2 separate regions of the Mus musculus genome follow, and region 1 is linked to region 2. Evidence: chromatin contacts called from ENCODE POLR2A ChIA-PET data. All regions are on one chromosome and are shown on one strand. The core of a region is the stretch at or near the end of the contact, and the rest is flanking DNA. Distances in the headings are between cores, read along the strand shown.

The links. ChIA-PET counts read pairs that join two places held with the same protein, here RNA polymerase II (POLR2A).
Region 1: POLR2A ChIA-PET joins it to region 2 with 12 read pairs in embryonic stem cell. The contact joins the promoter of Mdm1 here to the promoter of Nup107 in region 2. POLR2A ChIA-PET finds 5 or more read pairs at or near these places in 2 of 5 experiments (Patski and embryonic stem cell).

The regions. Positions count from the first base shown.
Region 1 is chr10:118,140,101-118,143,641 of GRCm38, forward strand. Mdm1 (transformed mouse 3T3 cell double minute 1) reads left to right here and starts at 1,687. Exons shown (of 14, transcript NM_148922.3): 1 at 1,687-1,862; 2 at 2,750-2,864. The coding sequence starts at 1,845.
Region 2 is chr10:117,791,027-117,794,304 of GRCm38, forward strand. It overlaps Nup107 (nucleoporin 107), which reads right to left and starts at 1,679. Exons shown (of 28, transcript NM_134010.2): 1 at 1,578-1,679. The coding sequence starts at 1,585.

The DNA.
Region 1 (3,541 bases), core at 437-2,936, 350 kb after region 2:
TTTTTTTATTCCATATCTTTGATTCATTTCCCCAGGGTGGGGGGTGGGGGGAGTTGATTTTTGCTTAACCGTGACAAAGTAAACATTTCTCCCTTGAGTCCCTGCAATACATCTCTAGCAAAGCTGGGTGTCACCAAGTCATCTTTACCAACGGCCACATGCGTTTCTTGTCATTGATTCCCTGCCCAGCAGAGCTTTATCCCAATCGCCTTTGTTCCTTTTTAAGCAGACAGGCTATGTTCTTCTACCTACTTCCCCTGAGACTGTGTGGTGACAAAGCTTTGTGTACAATCAGAACCGGCTCTGTCCTATCCTGTAAGGTCCTGGCTGGCTTCCTGCAGGGGGTTTCATTTCATGTTCCACTGTGTCTTGCCTGTGTCATTTTTAATTCACAGGACTGGGGTTCTGTCCTCACCGATTAACATTAACGAAAGGTCTCCTGGATGCATGGCAGCACAGGGTCTTATTTAATATTCTCTCTGTTTTAGATATCAGGTGGCTTCTTCAAATGAATTTTTAAATTATCTCCATGATAATGAAGAAGATCGGAGACATCAATTAGGAGCCAAGAAGAGGAGTCTGCAGGAAGCACTTGAAGGGACTGGGAAGGGTTGATGGGAACATCCCAACACAGGACAAAGGTAAATTCATTATTCCTAGAAGAACCCCGGCAACCTTCTCTCCAGACATATGTCTGCCTTGATCATCTTATCTTCCTCTTCTTGCAGTTGTAATTTTCAAGGCCAAGTCTGAAAATTACCCCTGAGCCTCTTCTAATCATCTCTACCCTCAGGGACCACTCTGCTTCAAACTTCCCATTCATGCCTCTCACTTGGAAAGCGAGCCCAGGACATAGTATATTATGATCGACTAAATAATGTATTTAGCATGTCTGGGTAATTTTTTTTCTGGACTTTCAGAATTAGCAGTGTTTCACGATGGGCAATAACCTATAAAAGTCAAATGGAATTTTATTTTTATTTATTCTTTCAAGACCGAGTTTTTCTGTGTAGCCCGATACTGGAACTCACTCTGTAGACCAGGCAGAGATCTCCCTGGCTCTGCCTGCCCAATGTTGGGACTGGTGGTGCATGCCTTTAATCCCAGCACTATGGAGACAGAGCCAGGTAGATATCTTTGAGTTCCAGGCCAGCCTGGTGTACAGAGGGAATTTTATTTTTAAAAAGGATGAGTTGGCTTTGCGGTCTTAATAAACTTTACTTGAATCATCCTAGGTCGTATGTATTTTTGGACCTATCCTTTTTGACCCAAGGCTCGTGTAACGCTTCTCTCCTTAGCAACTTCTTTTCAGCCGGGTACTCTAGGGGCAATTTCCTTTATGGACAAAGAGACTGTGGGTTCTGTCGTGCATTCTGGAATGCCAGGCACACTTTCACGTTCTGTGATGTCAGGGAGCTGGAACCAGTGAGGTAGGCTCTTGCCGAGCCCGGCCACACTACACAGACAGGCTGCGGTGCGCGCACTGCGGGGACTCTGCCTGCAGCCTCCTGAACAAAGCTCCCGCGGGCTCCGCCCACCGCAGCTCCGGTATCCTCATTGGCCAGCTCTTCGCCCGCCATTAGGGAGCGGGGCCGTGCCCTTACGAGTGCTGGTTGGTCTAATCGTAATGACGGTGAGGGCTGCCATTGGTCTTTAGGCCTCAAAATGGGCGGAGCAAGGCCGAGAGGCGGGGCGGGAGGGCGGCGCGGAGTGCGCCGGCGCGTCGTCGGGGACGCCGGGTCCAGGATCTTGCTAGGGAACCAGTGTTGTCGCGTCGTCCCGCCCCCTCGGGGCTTTTGCTCCCGTTAACTGTCGGCGGGGCAGGCTCCGCAGCGCAGGGCGACATGCCGGTGCGCTTCAAGGTGAGGCCGGGGGCTGGGCGGCGGGTGGCGGGGACGCCGCGGGGTGGGTGCGTGACGCGCCTGTGCCGTACCGAGCCTCCTGGCCGGAGCCTGTGCGGGGCGGAGGATGCTCCGGCCGGTGGCCCAGCGCGGAGGGGCGGGTGGGGAGAGTTCGATGGGGGCCTGACGGCGTCAGTCTGGGGTCGCCAGGAGCGGAGGCGGAAGGAGGGCCCTTGACAGTGGGACGAAAGGCTGCTGTCGGTGTAGGACACCTGTGGTTCCTCTTGCCGATAGCATTCAGCTCCTTTCCTGCAAAACTTTAAAGCGCGCGGGTCTTTTAAACGCTTGGGAAGCGGGCCCCAGTAAAAGGAGAGCGTGGGTAGGTGTGCAGCCTGCTAGTTGCACGTTTGCTTTAGGTTTTGCTCACAGTTCCAGATAGCTGTCTGTGTCTAACGCCTTTCCACGCAACAGGTGGCCACAGTGTTTCTGTAATCCCGGACTCTTTAATTCTAAAGTGCTTGCCAGACAGAGTGGGAGGGGAACACGTCTTTCTCTAATTGCCTTTTATTAAAAGCCATAACATTATGCACTCGATGAATTTAGGATAAACCTCTAGTGAGGACTTAGGTTTGTTACCACACTTTGGAATCAGAGAACCAGTTATAGCGCAGCCTCATTGAGGGACTCCGGCTTGTCTGGCTCGGGTGGTTGTGAGGATTAAGGGGCTACTTAGCCCAGGGCTGGGTAAATATTAGCTATTATTAAGGAGCTTGACTGGGGTTTAATTCTCATTCTTGGGCCTTTCAAGAACACTCTTCAGAGGTTGAGGTTTTTTTGTTTTTGTTTTTCTTTCTGATGCTAAAACACCTCTTCACTACACTGTGCTCAAATTGCACTTTTCATTATAGGGGCTGAGTGAATACCAGAGAAACTTCCTGTGGAAAAAGTCCTATTTGTCAGAGTCTTATAATCCCTCAGTGGGACAAAAGTACTCATGGGCAGGACTTAGATCGGATCAGTTGGGTAAGTTGAGCAAACCAATAGCTATCATAACTTGAATAAACCTTGGGTTCTGTTTACAAAACAATTAAAATCTACCTGTGTTGGCCTCATGTATAATTGGCAAATATTTATTGATGCTATACTGCGATCCCAGAGTCCCTTATGTACAAACAAACAAAAACAAACAAACAAACAAAAAACACAAAGAAACTCATCAAATCGAGTTGTATATAAAATAGCATGATATCAAAAAAAGTTGAATAGTAAAACTGAAGGGGAAACGCCTGAGATTGGTTGTTCTGAAAGAGGCTTTTCTGGAAATGTTTGAGCGGAGAGGAGCAAGCCTGAGGGTGAGGACTTTCAAAGACTTGAAGAATGGAAGGGTAGGTAACAGAGGCATGGCTGGAACTTGCTGGTTTTGGTCAGTGCCATGAGTTCAGAAATCATGTTCTTCCTCTTACATAGGCTTCGTCTCCTGACCTCAGAGAATTTGAGCCCTCGGGCCAAGGTTTCCTACTGCACATTGAAAGAGTGGACTGACTGTTCTATCTACTGTTTCTCTCTCACCAGCTAGGATATTGGAGAGTAGGCCTCTGTCTCCTTGTTTGTCAGTGGAGGCGCAAGGCTTTGAGACACCCTACTTTAACTTATTTTTATTTTTTATTAATGCAAGTATACCTGTGTATATCATGTATGCA
Region 2 (3,278 bases), core at 429-2,928:
CAGGGTGAAAGCAGCTTCAAAAACAAACCCAAACAAAGAAGGAACAGGCTCTGAGAATTCTTCTTTTTTTTAATCCTCATGAAAACTTCACAGAATATATCTATACAAGCTAAGCCAGTCATCATGTCACTAGGCAATATCATCATATGGGACCACTGTTATATTTTTGGCCTGCATGCTGACCAAACACTGCTATGCAGCCAGGACTATACTTCAGACTGTGAGTACGATATGGCTTGGCGGGATGAAAGAAAAAGTGAAGCAATTCTAGTGAAGAGGAGAAATGGCCCTTCAAGTGATTTCCCTCCATGTAGACTAAGGATGTCTCCTGTCTTAGCACAGTGCTATGGGCCTCCAGCACTGTCATCTGACAGCTTATAAACTAAACCATGGGGGTTGATTTTAATTATCCTTCTAGTACACCTTTCTTCCACTTAAAATCTCCAGCCAGCTTCCTCTTCTCTGCAGACTCAAGCTAACACTCACCAGCACAGTATTTACACCACCATCCTAATTTAGTTCTGCCCATCAAGTCCATCCGCATTGCTGGGAGCATTCAGCCACACAAGCGTGAACATTTTTCATGACTTTATATCTGAGTATGTTTCTTTTACAGAGGTCTATATGTGTTCCCCTGTCACTGGATGTTCATCTATCTACTTAAGTTATTCATCAAACAGCTTTATGGAGATTCAAAGGTCCCTGCTGGTAATGTTTCTCTTTCCCCCCCCAGAACCTAAGGGTTACTACGCAAGCACTCTACCACTGAGCTATATCCCCAGCCCCATAACAGGGTTCTATTTAACTATGCCATTCCTTAAATCTCTTACAGGCTCACTGTTCTATATAGATAAGATCCTCACGGGATTGCTCTAAAACTAAATGTGCCACTTAAAGCTTAAGGAACACACATAAGATAACCCCTAGCACAATGTTTTCAGTATCAATAATGTGCTATTATTACTCAAAAGACCAGCTAGCAAGTTACTTTTATAGGTTTGCCTGAAACTCCTGTGACAGGGAGATAAAACATCTCCTTCATTTATTTTCCCCGCAGTACAGTATAAATACATCGTATTACACTGCTCGACTGTCTTCACTACACAATCTACTCCCCGATGCCAAGGGCCTTAAACAACCCATCTTCGTGTCAGGCGAGCATAAATCATTTGAGAGGGAGGGAGAAATTCAACTCCCTAGGGCCGGCACTTTAAAGTCTAAGCTGACCACCGTTACCCAATAACGTACAGCTGACATGACTTAATAACCGCAATAAAACCACGCTGAGGACGTCTGGGCTGAACTGTCAGTGCGGCTGATGGCCCTGAGCTCGAACTGCTTCATTTCGCATTTCGAATGCGGGACCATCACAGACCCCCGCACACTTCGGAGCGAGCGCCGAGAAGACCCGGGAGGCGCGGCGTGGAACCCCGGGGATCCGCATTCTCACATCCCCGCTCCAATCGCGCCAAGCGTCCATTCCTCCACCGAGGGCCAAATCCCTGGCCGCGGAGGCGGTTACGTCGCTAACAGGCGAGAGCCCCAGTCTCGGCCGAGGCGTCCCTACCAGGACTGACCTGTCCATGGCTTCAGCGGTCTCCGCCTAGAACCTTGCAACTCTTTGACTGCAGCCTGGCCGCCGCGTTTCAGCCTTCCCGCTCTCCGGAAGCACACCCTTCGACCCGGAAGCGCGGCCTGGCTAAGCCAGTCCCAGAGAAACAATGTTCCCGCTCGGCGCATGCGCGACTTTCGTCTCCAGCCGCAGGCTCAGTGGGCGCAGGCGCGGAAGTGTGCCAGGGAGTGACTGCGTGGCTGGGTGGTGCCGGCCAGGCAGGAAGGGGGCGGGGAAAGGGGCGGAGCTTGGGTATGTCGCCTGAGCCTGGCTTGTGGGCGTGGTCTGGGTGGGGCGTTGTTCTGGGAAGCCGGAAGTCTATAACCTGGACTTTAGGAATCTGTTGAAGAGTCTGCATTCAGCGTTCTTGTTTGCGGTTCAGCGCCACTTTACGGGATCTGGCCTGTCTCGGGGCGCTCACCTCTTTGAACTGTGGTGTAACCTCACTGGACGGGTTTTGAGGTTGTTTTCTCTCGTTATTTATTTCTCTTTTACGGAATCAGCCGTTTTTTAAGAAATCCAATAAAAAAAGCAAAGCATAAGAAAGCCACATGGGAGGCTGAGGCAGGAGGAAGAACCACGATTTTGAAGCAAGCCTGCACTAAGAAAGCCTGACGATAGTAATAATAGCAATTATTATTGTTGCTGTTATTATCATAAATTTTAAAAGTTTTGGGCGTGGGAATACTTACCTGTTCCAGTACCTCAAAAATGTTAGGTCTCAGGCCCTCCAAATATCTAGAAATGAGCTCTGGCTGAACCATTTCTGATTTCTGGCGGTTAGATAAACGCCAGCATTCCTCAGGAACTCCTGTAATGCGTTTTCCTTCGGTCTTCTTAGCTACTTGTCCCCACAATCCCGACTCTGCACTAATTTCTAGTCTCTGCTCTCTCATCTTGCACACAAAACTATCTTGAAGAGCTCCAACAGGCGCAGACATTGCAGACACATCACCAGCAGGTGTGGCCCTCTCCCTTCCCCTCTCCCTTGCTAAACCGTTAGATTACATTCCTAAACCTAGCCACCAAGGTCTCTTCCCTTATTTGGCCACATCCTTATGCCTGACTAAAACTCCGAGGTCCAACTATCAAAATTCACTAGCTGGCTAACATGTCCACTTAGGACTTACCAACTCATCCTAGCACAGCCTTCCCCCTTTCTCCTGCAGAGACACCTGCTGCCTTCTTTGGCCGATCCAGACGGAGGCAACACCTTCTGCTTGTCCGTCTTGGGTAATACATTTCCTTTGTGCTGAGCATTTGGTGTCTGGGTGTGTTCTGTCCTGACTCCCATCTCTTGCTGATGTAACTATTCTCTCCCATTCTCTAGCTTCCCCGGCCCTGGCCATGTCCAGCCTGTTTCTTTTTCTCTCCGCTCTGGGCACTTCCAGGTGCCTCTGGATCTTTTCTCTCTCTTACCCACATTAAAAACCTTATCCCTAACGGAGCAGTCACGGTGGCAGTTTCTTTACTGTGCCCGTCCCATGCACAGAGTAAGGTACAGACAGGAATCAGGGCCATGCTCAGGCCCTACTAAGTTAGAGGCCAGTACGAGTTTGTTGTTGTTTTGTTTGTTTCTTTGTTTTGATACCCAGTCTCAAAAGAAAAGAAAAAAGTAGTACTATAGTATCCCTTCTAATCCAGAGCTGTCTGAGTAAAAGGCAGT